Regions from separate parts of the Homo sapiens genome. Here region 2 is linked to region 1. The links are chromatin loops, found by intact Hi-C in ENCODE. Cell type or tissue: left lung. All regions are shown on one strand.

Region 1 (8,000 bases):
TATTGCAGCAGGACAAGCCTCAGACAAAACCCCTCAGACACCAAGTTAAAGAAGGAAGGGCTTTATTCAGCCGGGAACTTCGGCAAAACTCACGTCTCCAACAACTGAGCTCCCCGAGTGAGCAATTCCTGTCTCTTTTAAGGGCATCTGTTATTTCTTGACTTTTTAATGTTAGCCATTCTGACTGGTGTGAGATGGTATCCCATTGTCGATTTGATTTGTATTTCTTGATCAGTGATGTCCAACTTTTTTTCATATGCCTTTTGGCCGCATGTATGTCTTCTTTTGAGAAGTATCTATTTATGTTGCACTGTGGTTTGAAAGTGTGGCCGGTATGATTTGATTTTTTGTTTTTAATTTGTTGAGGATTGCTTTATGGTAGAGCATGAGGTCAATTTTAGAGTATGTGCCATGTGCAGATAAGAAGAATGTATATTCTGTTTTGTTTGGTGTAGTGCTCTGTAGATGTCTACTAGGACAATTTGCTCAAATGTTTAGATCCTGAATATTTTTATTAATTTTCTGCCTTGAACATCCACCTAATATTATCAGTGGGCTGTTGAAGTTTCCCACTATTATTGTGTGGTTATCTAAGTTTCTTCATAGGTCTCTATGAATTGTTTTGTGAATCTGGGTGCTCCAGTGTTGGATGCATACATACTTAGGATAGTTAAGTCTTCTTCTTGAATTGAACTCTTTATCATTATGTGATGCCCCTCTTTGTCCTTTCTGATAGTTGTTGGTTTGAAGCCTTTTTGGTTTGAAATAAGAATAGCAACCCCTGCTCTTTTTTGTTGTTGTTGTTTTCCATTTGGTTGATAGATCTTTCCCCAACCCATACTTTGAGCCTATGGGTGTCATTGCATGTGGAATGGGCATCTTGAAGACAGCATACAGTTAGGTCTTGCTTCTTTATCCAATTGCCACTCTGTGCCTTTTAAATGAGGTGTTTAGCATGTTTACATTCACAGTGAATATTGATGTGTGTGCATTTGATCCTGTCACTGTGTTGTCAGCTGGTTGGTATGTAGAATTGATTGTGTAGTTACTTTATAGTGTCGATGTACTTAAGTGTGTTTTTATGATGGCTCTGATCAGTCTTTATTTCCATGGTTAGCACTCCTGCAAGGACCACTTGTAAGGCAGGTCTGGTGGTAACGAATTCCCGTAGCATTTATTTATCTGAAAAGGTAAATAATCATTTAAGGTAGATGAATAGAAGACATGACCAATAGTAGAGAGTAGTATATAAAACCCTGATTAAAAAAAAATGATTTCAAAACCTAGAATCCAGCTTTTTTTTTTTCTAAGTAATTTTTAAAGGTAAATTTGACCTAAACTTGTATTAGTCCATTCTTGCATTGCTATGGAGAAATACATGAGGCCGGGCGCGGTGGCTCACGCCTGTAATCCCAGCACTTTGGGAGGCCAAGGTGGGTGGATCACGAGGTCAGGAGATGGAGACCATCTTGGCTAACACAGTGAAACCCCATCTCTACTAAAAATACAAAAACTTAGCTGGGCGTGGTGGCAGGGGCCTGTAGTCCCAGCTACTCAGGAGGCTGAGGCAGGAGAATGGTGTGAACCCGGAAAGCGGGGCTTGCAGTGAGCTGAGATTGCACCACTGCACGCCAGCCTGGGTGACAGAGCGAGACTCTGTCATTAAAAAAAAAAAAAGAAATACATGATACTGAGTAATTTGTAAAGAAAAGAGGTTTAATTGGCTCATGGTTCTGCAGGCTGTACAGGAAGCATGGTGGCGTCTGCTTCTGGGGGAGCCTCAGGGCACTTTTATTCAAAGCAGAAGGTAAATAAGGAGCAGGCATCTTCCATGGCAGAAGCAAGTGTTGGGAAGGGGCGGTGGTGCTACACACTTTTAAACAACCAGATCTCTTCTGAAAACTTACTATCATGAGCACAGCATCAAGGGGATGGTGCTGAAACATTTATGAGAAACATCTCCTGATCCAGTCACCTCCTACCATGCCCCACTTCCAATATTAGAGGTTCAAATTTGACACAAGATTTGGTGAGGACACAGATCCAAACCATATCAAGACTCTTACTTTTTCTGAAATAATATAGCAAGTAAATGTTTTGACTTTGAGCCTAAAGGTTATGCTCAACCTACTGTATTATGTTTCTCCGTCAATTTCTAGCACTGTATTATTAAGAAGGGAAAATGTTGTTCTCTTATGTTAGAAATAACATTTGAAACTGAAAATAAGACTTTCACTTTAGAATCAATTGATATATTGCATTCAGAATGGGTCACAAATGTGGAAGTGTTTTCAGACTCTGGGACGTGTCTATGAGATAATGACCTGACAGTGAAATTACAGAAACTGTTCAAATAATGAAATGTAAAGACTTAAAAATTTCTCTTCAAAAGGAAGGACATCCCCCTCTCAAATAAAGAATGCAAAAAAAGAGAAAAAAGAAGGAAGGGAATAGTTTCAATATTTAAAGAGCAGTAACATGAGAAGATGAAATTAGAATCAATTGATAGAATGTACCGATTTTAAGACTTTCTTGAGATACAATACACATGCTGTAAAATTTTCCTATTTTAAATGTAAAATTAAATGACTTTAATATGTTTACAAAGTTGTGCAAGAAGTTACAGAATTTAGTTAAAAATATTACGAACTTGATATTAGAATCCTGGGAAGAGAGGACTTAAAGGAATATGCAAAAGAAAGAAAGGAAGGGAGAAAGAGAGAAGGAGAGAGGGAGAGAGGGAGAAAGAAAGAAAAGAAAAGAAAAGTAGGTTGAGAAAAGTTTTGATGTGCTCTTTGAGAGAACATGTCAATTTTAATATCTTTTCAATCTTAGAATATATTTAGATTTACAAAAAGTTACAAAATTTTGCTGATAGTACCTATAATTCCTCACCCAGTTTCTCCTATTTTTAATACATTACTCACAAAATATTTGTCACAGCTAAGAAACAATGATACATTGTTATTAACTAAATGCCATACTCTATTTGGATTTTAATAGTCTTTCCACTTATGTTCTTTTTCTGGTCCTGAGTCTAGTCACCTGTACCTCATTGCATTAACAGACATGTCTCCTTAACATCCCCTGGTCTCTGACAGTTTCTAGTCTTTCCTTGTTTTTCATACCTTGACAGCCTTAAGGAGTATTGGGTGTTTTATAGAGTGACTCTCAGTTTGGGTTTATCTGATATTTTTCTTATGGTTAGAAGGCGGTTATATGTCTTTTGGAAAATAATATCTTACATATTTCATCAAGTCAGGGTACATGATCACCTGGCCAGATAGTATTTGCCAAATTCCCAAGAGATTACTTTGAAATTCAGATTTTTTTTTTTAGTCATGAAACTATTTAACTGTACATGCCACATTAATTTGGAAACAAACCCACAAAATATTCAGGTTAGACAATGTAGCCTATTCCTTCCTTTACAGTGATGTACATGTGTATCACCACTAGAGGGAAGCACTTGAACAACTAAAGTGTACAGTCTGGGTTATTCTTAAACGCAATTAAATTGATGATAGACAAACACCAAAATTTATAAAACCATGAACTGAAAGAATATTAAGAGACCAAACAGATACTTTAAGTGTTTCTTAAAACCATATGCCATGCCTAATGAAAGTTTACGACATGGCAGCTTCTACTTTTTCCTATTTGTTGGAACCCATGGTTCCAGTTCAGTTCCAAATCAGTTGTGTACCTGAGGACTTTGACACACTTACAATCTCCAGACCTTGGGGGCAAAGAGAAGGGATGATGGCAGATAGCAGCTGTAGAGAGGGAGGTTAGAGGGCAAGGTCTACCCTAAATTGGTTCAGTCTTTATAAGAATTTCTTTCCATTTTTGACTTTAAACAGCTCCTCCTCAAATTAGCCTGGATTTCCCAGGAAACGGTTACTGGGATTTTTCCTCCGTCTGACATAATTTTTTCTGGTTCTTCAATGTCTTGACTTCCTAATCCTTTTCTAGATTATGAACACTTTTTTATCTTCAGCCCAAAATATGCACATCCTTGACTGATGTACAATGAGATACACCTGCCCTTTAACTATTGTTTTTATTGATGTATCCTGACACCTACACATAGCACATACTTGTCTCCTTCTGTTTATGTTTTTAGGCTATTTATGTGTCAGTCACTGCTCTAACACAATTTCATCTATTATCTAATTTAATTTTTAAAAATTAATTTCTTAAAACTAGTCAACTTTAGTTTTTTAGAGAAGTTTGTGGTTTATAGAAAAATTGAGCAGAAAGCACAGGGTTTCCACATACTCCCTGTTTCCTAACCCCACCGTTTCCCCATTGATGAAATCTTGCATTAGTTTGGTACATTTGCTACAATTAATGAACATTTTTATGCTTATTGAAAAACGTTGATGTGTTAACTCAAGTCCATAGTTTGCATTAAGAATCACTTTGTGTTGTACAGTTCTGTGAGATTTGACAAGTGCATGAAGTTCTGCATCCACCATTACAGTAATACAGAATATTATCGCTGCCCTAGATAGCCCCTGAGCTCTACCTCATCATCCTCTCTCCTCGCATTCAAACCCATGGCAATCGTTGATATGTTACCACCTCCATCATTTTGCTTTTTTCAGGATGTCATACAGTCGCAATAATTGTATGTAGCCTTTTCAGATTGTCTTCTTTCACTTAGCAATCTTCACTTAATGTTCCTCCATGTCTTTTCATGGTTCGATATCTCATTTCTTTTTATTGCCAAGTAGTATTCCATTGTGTGCATAATCCACAATTTGTTTATCCATTCACCTGTTGAAGGACATCTTGGTTGCTTCTAATTTTCAGCAATTATGAATAAAGCTGCTGTAAAAGTAGGATTTTGTGTGGATGTAAGTTTTTGACTTATTTGGACAAATAACCTCATACTGTGTAGCACGACTGCTGGATCAGATGGCCAGACTACAGTTAGCTTTGCAAGAAACTGCCAACTTGCCTTCCAAAGTAGCTGTTATCATTTTGCATTCCCACAAGCAAGGAATGAGAGTTTCCATTGCTCCACATGTTCACCGGCCTTTAATATTGTTGTTTCAGATTTAAGACATTCTAACAGGTGAAGAGAAGTGTTTTATTGTTGTTTTAATTTGCAATTCTCTAGTGACATATGATGTTAGCATCTTTCATATGCTTTTCTGCCATCTGTATATCTTCTTTGGTGAGATACCAGTTTAGATCTTTTACCCACTTTTTCATTGAGTTGTTTTCTTAGTGTTAAGTTTTAAGAATTCTTTGTATATTTTGGAGGCAAGTTCTTTGTCAGATATGAGTTTTGCAGACTTTTTTCCTCATCCATGACTTTTTATTATTTAAATCTAATTTGATTTTTGTAACAACTCATGGGGCAGATGCTGTTATTAACTGTATTTTACAGATGAGGAAATAGTGCCATAGAGAAGTTATATATCTTGCCCAAGGTCTCAAAAACTAGTGTGAAGTGTATCTAGAATGCAGAGCCAGGCAATCTGAGTGCAGTTTGTTAAGCTTTCTGCTTCATCACCCTTGTCCTAAGCACTCATTACATTTGCATCACAGGCCGCTCATACTCAGCTGAGACCAGTTATGATCATGAGCCCCTGATATTGGTCTGTTTTTCATTTGTGTTACTCTGGACACTAATGCTTACTTAGAAATGCAAGAAAAAAGAAGAGCTATGGGCTAGCAATAGTAAATGTTTAAGAACAGATTTTAAATACTGTAAAATCAGATATAGCCTTTAAAATGTTTGATTGAGACCAACAGGAGGTGATTTTTTACTGTCAGTGACTAATGAGATGGTTTTTTAAAGAATCACATTTTAAAATCTGCTGTAACTTTCACATAGAAAAGAATTTTAGCCTTTTCTTTTGTGGAAGGGAAAATGAAACTTCAGGAGTGAGATCTAGTGTGCAACTATCCTCATTTTAATCACTTTGGCCTAGATATGTTCCACGGAAAGAGAAATAGTGTTCCGTAGTTTGCTTAATCAAAGGACACCCACAGAAGAAAAGGTGTATGGGTGACATCGTGGGTGCCTCACCAACGGAGCCAATCTTTCTCAAAATGTGCTGAGATCACCAACACCTTCTAATATCAAACTATCAAACTGAATGACTTCTTTCAGGCCTTCCCTAGCTTAAATTCGGAAACTTTTCATGATGTTCAGAATCTTCTTACTATTCTTAGGTATACATTAATTTCCAATGCATCTAAGTCTAATATAGTGATAACCATTTAACTATTGATCTGTCTGCCTCTCATCAACTCATCTTTCCATCTGTCCGCCCACCAATCCATCCATCTGTATGCCATCTGGAGCCTCCCTGCCTTTCAGAAATTGCGTACCTTTTCCGGAATCTAATTCCATGGTCCCTAACATCCCAGCGCTCTACCTCATCATGCTTCCTTTTGCTTCTATTTTTCCTTGTCGTAACACTCTTTCCTTCTCCTATTGTAGCCTGGATGCAGGGCTTAATCTCACTCATCAAGTTATATTTCAAATCCACCATTCTTAAGCATTTTGTGATTTCTTTCTTTTTTTTTTTTTGAAAATTCAGAGGATCATGAGGGTTCATGACATTCCCAGATGACAATCACCTCTACGGACTTGTGGCCCACATCTCCCTGGCTTCTTTCCTCACTTTACCTCTCTTCTTTTCCCATTGCCTCCATAGTCTCCAGGGTATCAAGGCAATCACTGGTCTTTTGCTTTGCAGGATATGCTTTTCACCGTATCCTGCCCTCTCTGAGTCTCACCAGCCAACATTTACTTACATTTTTTTTCCCACCAAAATATTTTTGTGTTTCTAGCAGTGGTTCTGGGAGGAAAATATTCATACTTACACACACACACACACACACACACACACACACACACACTCCAGTAAGCAAATATCATTGTTGACACTTTCATATCACCATGAATTTGATATATTAGACAGTTTATCACTTATGGCTACCCTATTTTGCCTTGAAGTGGCACATTTACATCCTGAGAGCTATTATTTCTCTTACAGGAAGAAAAACAGCAAATATGTAAATTGACATCTAAATAAGCTTTGCTTTCCTTAAATAGTTTCCTGGTCTTGCCCAGGAGTCTGTGCTGAAGCTCTGGGTGCAAAGCTCACTAAGTGGCCTTGGGCTGCTCTTCCCTTATTCTTTTCCCCCTGAGCTTTCTTATCCATAAATCTGAATGAAATTCCAATCTTTGTTCCTTACAGAACTGCATAGAGATCCAAAAACAATGTCTGCATAGTGTTTTAAAACTGTCAAATGCTAAGCAAACATAAATTCTTGTATTTGTTCTCAAAAATTAATTAAATAAATGAAATAATGATTATATAACATATTCAATGAAGAAAACATCTCCCAATTCTAAAAGTGCTTTTAAATTTCTCATTTTCACGTATTATACAATATGAAACACTTCTAGGCACTCAGAGATTGTGAATCGTTTTTGTTCTGCTGTGGCTGTGAGTTGTTTAAAACAGGAAGTAGTTTCCACATAGGGCTATAGCAAGGGGGTGGAGGGTGAGAAGCAAAGACTTATTTACCTAAGAAGACAAAGCAAGGACACTGCAGTGGCAGCCTCTGCGTGTCACCCTTTGGTGAGCCTCCTGACTGGATCTCGGCGGTGGGCCCTCACCACTCTGCCAAGTTTCATAGTGTGCTCTGAAGCTTAACGCTTAGTACCAGTTAATCTAATTCCTTAGCCACTCATCAAATTAATTTTAGAATAGCTGGGTTCAGTAAAGCTTTTGAGTTGGGGATACAAAGATGGTGAGGACAAGGTCCCCACTTCCAGGCAATTTGAACTGAGTCCCTCACTTCAAGTCCGTCACCTCTCTTCTCACCTCTTTGGAAATGCAGAGCATACCCTGCTGTCTTTATCCTCCTATTATTATTCACACCAATTAGGAGAAATTTGAGGCCAGAAACTGATGATCCTTTAACTACAGAAATATTCATTAATTGGCAGCTTGCTGGCGAATTGG
Region 2 (8,000 bases), 180 kb after region 1:
TGGGACATGATGGAGAATTATAGAAATGCCAGAAAACGGGGTAGGTCAGATGAGCTGCATAAAGAAGCATCCTCAATGATATGAGGTGTTACATAGGATTACATCAAAAATAAATTATATATGTAATATATATGCACACATCACAAATACTTTTTAAACCTTTAAAACATGAGGAGCTAGAATATATCACAATAGTAAATCATTGCAAAGTAACCTGATGACCTAGTATTTAAAAAAAGCCAGATAAAATTAATATGAGAGTTTGCTTATCTATAACATTAGGGATGTGGACTAATTAATTTCCAGGGTTCCTGTGTTCTAAGAATTTATCATAGGTTTTATTATTATTTTTTTTGCCTTTACTTGGTGTCAGTTTTTTTAAATTGTGGTAAAAAACACAACAAAATGTATCATTTTAATCATTTCTAAGTGCACAGTACAGTAATGTTAACTATGTGGGCATTGTTGAGCTACAGATCTCTAGATTTTTGTTTTGTTTTGTTTTGTTTTGTTTTTTGTGATGGAGCCTTGCTCTATCACCCAGACTGGAGTGCAGTGGCACGATCTCAGCTCACTGCAACCTTCGCCTCCGGGGTTTAAGTGATTCTCCTGCCTCAGCCTCACGAGTAGCTGGGACTACAGGCACATGCTACCATGCCCAGCTAATTTTTGTATTTTTAGTAGACTAGAGATGGGGTTTTGCCAAGTTGGCCAGGCTGGTCTTGAACCCCTGACCTCAGGTGATCCACCCACCTCAGCCTCCCAAAGTGCTGGGATTATAGGCGTGAGCCACCACGCCCAGCCCAGATCTCTAGGAGTGTTAATCTTGCAAAGCCGAAACTCTACACCCATTGAACAACAACTCTGTATTTCCCTTATAACTCAGCCCCTGGTAACCACATTCTCTCTCTCTCTTTCCTTTTTTTACTTTGAGATGGAGTCTCTCTCTGTTGCCAGGGCTGGAGTGCAGTGGCATGATCTTGGCTCACTGCAACCTCTGCCTCCTGGGTTCAAGCAATTCTCCTGCCTCAGCCTCCCAAGTAGCTGGGACTACCGGCACACACCACCATGCCCAGCTAATTTTTGTATTTTTAGTAGAGACGGGGGTTTCACCATGTTGGCCAGGATGGTCTCGATCTCTTGACCTTGTGATCCACCCACCTCGGCCTCCCAAAGTGCTGGGATTACAGGCATGAGCCACCACGCCCTGCCAATAACCACATTCTATTTGCTGTTTCTATGAGTTGACTCTTCTAGGTACTTCATGTAAGTGGAATAATGCAGTATTTGATATTTTGTAACTATTTTTTTCATTTAGCATAATGTTCTCAAGATTCATCTATGTTCTAGTCTATGACTAGATTTCCTTTACTTTTAAGGCTGAATAATACTCCATTGTTATGGGTAGGCCACATTTTCTTCATCCACTTGTTTGTTGATAGAAATTTAAGTTGCTTTCATCTTGGCTTTTGTGAATAATCCTGTGATGGACATGGGTGTGCAAGTATCTCTTCAAGATCCTGTTTTCAATTCTTTTGGATTAAAACCCAAAGAAGTAGGATTCCTGGATCATATGGTAATTCTACTTTTAATGTTTTGAGGAACCCCTAAACTGTTTTCCATAGTGGCTGCACCATTTTACCTCCCCACTAAAAGTGCACAAGAGTTCAAGTTTCTCCATATCCTCACCAGCACTTGTTATTTTCTGTTTTTTTGTTTGCTTGTTTGTTTGATAGTGGCCATCCTAACAAGTGTAAGGTCATATGTCATTGTGGTTTTAATTTGCATTTTCCTGATGATTAATGATGTCAAGCATCTTTTCATAAACTTTTTGTTCGTTTGTATATCTTCTTTAGAGAAAGGTTATGCAAATCCTTTGTTCGTTTTTTAATCAGGTCATTTTATTTTTTTGTTACTGAGTTGTGAGAGCTCTTTACATATACTGGATATTAAATTTTTGTCAGATATATGGTTTGAAAATACTTTCTCCCATTCTATATGCTTTTTTTAGTCTTTTGATCATCTCCTTTGCTGCACAGATTTTTGGTTTGATGTAGTCCTATTTGTCAATTTTTGCTTTTGTTGCCTGTGCTTTTGGTGTCATCAAGAAATCATTGCCAAATCAAAGTCACAAGGTTTTCATCATATGTTTTTTTCTAGATGTATATGGTTTCAGATCCTACATTTTGTCTTTAATCCATTTTGAGTTGTTTCTTTTGCTGCATAAGGTAAAGATCAAATGTCATTGTCTTGCAAGTGGATATCTAGTTTTCCAACACCATTTGTTGAAGATACTATTCTTTCCCCATTGTGTAGTCTTGGCACTTTTGTTGAGGATCATTTAACTTTATACACAAGAATTTATTCTGGGCTCTCTATTCTCTTCCATTGGTCTTTATGTCTGTTTTTATGCCAGTGCCATACTGTCTTGACTACTGCAGCTTTTAACATGTTTTAAAAACAGAAGGTATAAGGCCTCCAGCTTTATTCTTTTTTTCTCAGTATTGTTTGGAATCTTTGGGGTCCTTTGAGATCCCATATAAATTTCAGAATTTCTTTTCAATTTTTGCCAAAAAATGCCTTTGGAATTCTAATAGGATTATGTTGAATTTGTGTCTTACTTTGGATATTACTTGTATTTTAACAATATTAAGTCTTCCAATCCATGAATACAGGATATCTTTCCATTTATTTCTGTCTTCATAAATTTCTTTCAGCAATGTTTTGTAGATTTTAGTGTATAGGTCTTTTACCTCTCTGGTTTAGTTTATTCCTAAGCATTTTATTCTTTTTTGATGCTATTGTAAGTGGCATCATTTTTTAAATTTCATTTTTGGATTCTTCATTGTTAATATATAAAAAGCAACTTCTTTTTGCATGTCAATTCTGGATCCTGCAACTTTAGTGATTTCATTTATTAGTTCTAACAGTTTGCACATGTATGTGTGTATGTGTGTGTGTGTGTGCATAGTCCAGAATTTTCTACATACAGAATTACATGTTAACGGAGATAAGTTTACTTCTTCCTTCACAATTTGAATGTCTTTAGTTTCTTTTTCTTGTCTAGTTTCTCTGGTTAGGACTTCTAGAACTATGTTGAATAGAAGTGGCAAGAGTGGGCATCTTGCCTTGTTCCTGATCTCAAAGAAAACACATTCAGTTTTTCACTGTTTTCTCCATGGAGTATGATGTTAGCTGAAGCCTTTTCATATATGACCTTTATTATGTTGAGGTAATTTCCTTTCTAGTTTGTTGAATTTTTTTTACCATGAAAATATGTTGAATTTTGCCAAATGCTTTTTCTTTATCAATTGAGATCGTGTAATTTTTTATATGTCATTCTGATAATGTGATGTTTTACACTGATTTATGTTTGTATGTTGAACCATCCTTACATTACAGGAATTAATCCCACTTGGTCATGGTGTATGACCTAATCCTAACCCTAACCATTCTTCTCTTGTCATGTTGGGCAGCAGCAGTGAGCCACAGTTCTTAGCCATGTATCCTTGACTTAAAATATTTTCAACTTACAATGGGTTTATGGGACTGTCATAAACCAAGGAGCATCTGTGTATTTAACTTTGCCAGAGATCTTTATATTTTTACAGGCTTTCGTATTGCTATCTAACACCTTTGCATTTCAACTTAAAGGGGCTCCCTTTAATGTTTCTCTTAAGGCGGTCTGGTGGTGATGAACTCCTTTAGCTTTCTGTTATAGAAAGTTTTTATTTCTTCCTCATTTTTGAAGGGCAGTTTTGCCACATATAATATTCTTGCTTGCTAGGTTTTTTTTAAAGAAAAACTTTGAATATGTCATTCCACTCTCTTCTGGCCTGTAAGATTTCTGCTGAGAAAACCACTGATAATCTTATGGGAGCTCCCTTTGATGTACCAAGTCACATTTTCTTTCTGCTTTCAAGATTCTTTCTGTCTTTGACTTTTGCCAGTTTGATGATAATGTGTCTTTGTGTCATTTTGGATTTATCAGAGTTGTAGTATGTTTAACTTCTTAAATTTGGATGTCTATTTTCATCCTCAGATTAGAGAAGTTTCCAGCCATTATTTATTCAGATAAGTTCTCTGCCTCTTTCTCTTTTTCTTTTCTTCTGGGTCTCTCATAATGCATATGTTGGCCCAGTCAGTGATGTCTCATAAGTATCTTATGATTTCTTCATTTCTATCTGATTGGTATTATAGAAAATAATATCACTTATATTATTATCTACCTTCTGATTAGATGACTTCAAATGACTTATCCTCAAATTCAGCATTTTTTTTTCTTTTGCTTGGCCAAGTCTGTTGAACATTTATAGTGAATTTTTCAGCTCAGTTATTATATACTTAAAGTCCAGAAATTTTTTTTTAATGTGTAATTCCTATCTCTTTGTTAATATTCTCTTTTTGTTCACACATAGGTTTCTGGATTTTTTTCTTATTTGTCTATCTGTGTCTTATTTAAACTCATTAAGCTGCTATAAGATAGCTATTTCAAATTATTTGTTACATAATTCATAGATCTCGACTTCTTTCAGGTTGAATTCTGGATATTTATTTTGTTCTTTTGATTGGGCCAAGTTTCCCTCTTTCTCTGTATGCCTTGTAGTTTTTTGCTGAAACTTGGGCATTTGAAAAAAAAAAAAAAGCTATCTTTCTTAGTCTTTATGGACTAGCTTTATACTGAGGAAGACTTTCACTAGTCAGCCCAGCTAGAGGTTCTGGAGGCCTCTCAAAGCTTTTTTGGGGATGCACTTTCTCTGGCTAGTATGTGTAATTTTCCAGAGAGGTTTGCTTGTTTCTTTTCTTGGAGTTTGTAATCTCCTGCTCCCTCTGGTGTTTATCTTTGTTGCTGCTTCAGCAAGCCAACCGTTCTCTTTTGTTCTCAGTGGCTCCCAGGGATCTAAAGTATGCAAGTTTTGTCAGTATTCTAAATCAGGTTGAAGAGAAATCAGTGTCTTGCTATCTCCTGAAAGCCCTAACATTGGATGCATTTTTTCCTCCTTCTCTTTCCCTCCTGAGAGAGAAGCTATGAGTTGAGAGTTTTCTCCCAGCTGTGCTGAGCTCTGCCAGCTTGGGGTAGAGGGAGGGACGGTAGAATGTAAAGGCTTTTCTTATCCATTTCAGTGCAGATATTCTTGAAGTTGCATTCCCTGAGGGTACTGCAGCTTCTTCATTGGTTTCTGAAGTTCTCGTAAAGGTGTTTGGTTCATATGTTGCTTTTTAGACAGTGTCTTTTTGGGAGAGTGAGGGATGGGACTTACTATTCAGTTATCCTGTTACCATCCCATAGACTGGAGTTTAGTTTAATTTTAACCAGATGTTCTGCAAACTTTCCTGGATTTTCCAGAGGACACCATTGCTCTCATTAGCTGTCATTCCTATTTGTGGACAGGAGAAACTGAGTAAGGTGAGAAACGCTGAGCTAAACCAGGTTGCTTTAAAGTAAAATGTTTAATAAACCAGTGTTAGCCTTAGACCATCAAAGATAAATTTTAGTAAAAGATAGTTAAAAGAACAGGTAGAGAGATCTGAAACCTTCAGGGAGTAATATAAGTAGAGGACTGATCAAGGTCAAATAATGAAAGACCAACAGAAACGGAATTGGAATCCCAGATAAATATCAACTTGCACAGTATGATACTTGCACAACCTGAAGAGTATTTTTAAGTGACGATTTCTCTCCTACAGAAACTAGAGAAAGGGTTTTTGGTTGTTAATAGAAACATTACAAAGTACAAATAATTCAAAAGAAAAAAATGAAAGAATTCATAATCCTACTACTCTATGGAAAGCTACACTTTACACTTTGCTGTACATCTTTCCCTAAGGTTGACTGTCGGATTGTGTATACATGTATGTGTACATATGAGAATATACAAGTTAGCATTAATTCCACTCTTTCCTCATAATGTAGTAACCACATGGTTTGAATGAGATTGGTCCAACTCAAGCTCTAAAAGTGGGCTATGATTGGCTTCAGTTGATCAGCATAATCTTGCTTGCTCTGATGACTTTATTTTACCTTTGGTCACTTTTCAAGTTTAAGAATAGCATTAGAAGATATACCTAATGTTAAATGACGAGTTAATGGGTGCAGCATACCAATATGGCACATGTATACATATGTAAAAAACCTGCACATTATGCACATGTACCCTAAAACTTAAAGTATAATAATAATAAAAAAAGGAATATGACCCAACTGAGTGTGGCCCAGGACTTTTCTTGCATCATGGACTCTCTCTTTTTCTTCCCCCGCCCAACCCCAACATTGTTTTGCTACAGTCATGGTGCTGTCATCCCAGAAGCCCTTTTATTACTAACTTTGCTACAAGATACAGCAGAAGTTGAGTACGTTGAGTGAGAAGAGCAAGGGGCTAAAGCCATGGTCAAGTAACACCTGAAATAATCCCCAATATTAGTTCTGCCCTAGAATGCTTGTGGATTGCAGAAGGATAGTCATGATAGTTAATTTTTATTTTTTGTTTGTTTGTTTTCGTTTTTTGTTTTTCGAGACAGAGTCTCGCCCTGTCGCCCAGGCTGGAGTGCAATGGCGCTATCTCGGCTCACTGCAAGCTCTGCCTCCCGGGTTCACGCCATTCTCCAGCCTCAGCCTCCCGAGTAGCTGGGACTACAGGTGCCCGCCATCACGCCCGGCTAATTTTTTTGTGTTTTTAGTAGAGATGGGGTTTCACCGTGTTAGGCAGGATGGTCTCGATCTCCTGACCTTGTGATCCATCCTCCTTGGCGTCCCAAAGTGCTGGGATTACAGGCGTGAGCCACCATGCCCGGTAGATAGTTAATTTTTTTTTTTTTTTTATATTTAACATTGATAGCTGTTTTTTTTTTTTTTTTTTTTTTTTATTGTACTTTAAGTTTTAGGGTACATGTGCACATTGTGCAGGTTAGTTACATATGTATACATGTGCCATGCTGGTGCACTGCACCCACTAACGTGTCATCTAGCATTAGGTATATCTCCCAATGCTATCCCTCCCCCCTCCCCCGACCCCACCACAGTCCCCAGAGTGTGATATTCCCCTTCCTGTGTCCATGTGATCTCATTGTTCAATTCCCACCTATGAGTGAGAATATGCGGTGTTTGGTTTTTTGTTCTTGTGATAGTTTACTGAGAATGATGGTTTCCAATTTCATCCATGTCCCTACAAAGGACATGAACTCATCATTTTTTATGGCTGCATAGTATTCCATGGTGTATATGTGCCACATTTTCTTAATCCAGTCTATCATTGTTGGACATTTGGGTTGGTTCCAAGTCTTTGCTATTGTGAATAATGCCGCAATAAACATACGTGTGCATGTGTCTTTATAGCAGCATGATTTATAGTCATTTGGGTATATACCCAGTAATGGGATGGCTGGGTCAAATGGTATTTCTAGTTCTAGATTCCTGAGGAATCGCCACACTGACTTCCACAATGGTTGAACTAGTTTACAGTCCCACCAACAGTGTAAAAGTGTTCCTATTTCTCCACATCCTCTCCAGCACCTGTTGTTTCCTGACTTTTTAATGATTGCCATTCTAACTGGTGTGAGATGATATCTCATAGTGGTTTTGATTTGCATTTCTCTGATGGCCAGTGATGATGAGCTTTCTTCGTGTGTTTTTTGGCTGCATAAATGTCTTCTTTTGAGAAGTGTCTGTTCATGTCCTTCGCCCACTTTTTGATGGGGTTGTTTGTTTTTTTCTTGTAAATTTGTTTGAGTTCATTGTAGATTCTGGATATTAGCCCTTTGTCAGATGAGTAGGTTGCGAAAATTTTCTCCCATGTTGTAGGTTGCCTGTTCACTCTGATGGTAGTTTCTTTTGCTGTGCAGAAGCTCTTTAGTTTAATTAGATCCCATTTGTCAATTTTGGCTTTTGTTGCCATTGCTTTTGGTGTTTTGGACATGAAGTCCTTGCCCACGCCTATGTCCTGAATGGTAATGCCTAGGTTTTCTTCTAGGGTTTTTATGGTTTTAGGTCTAACGTTTAAATC

The links. A loop is a pair of places that touch in the nucleus more often than their neighbours do. Peaks named below come from ENCODE experiments on the same cell type or tissue, not always from the same donor. Only the 100,000 strongest peaks of a DNase experiment are listed, where the experiment ranks them.
Region 2: a loop joins it to region 1, with 3 times the contacts of the local background. A loop is called at or near these places in 31 of 110 quality-filtered maps.

The regions. Positions count from the first base shown.
Region 1 is chr13:108,318,949-108,326,948 of GRCh38, forward strand. No RefSeq gene overlaps it. Among named protein-coding and RNA genes, the nearest start is that of TNFSF13B, 53 kb to the left of the region's middle. RefSeq lists an enhancer at 7,671-8,000. In left lung, a CTCF peak has its summit at 3,435 (motif pointing right); a DNase peak (open chromatin) is centred at 7,629; H3K27ac peaks cover 2,474 bases.
Region 2 is chr13:108,503,623-108,511,622 of GRCh38, forward strand. It overlaps a transcript of MYO16 not described here. Among named protein-coding and RNA genes, the nearest start is that of MYO16, 120 kb to the right of the region's middle. In left lung, CTCF peaks have their summits at 4,861 (motif pointing left) and 5,062; no DNase peak of the experiment used is centred here.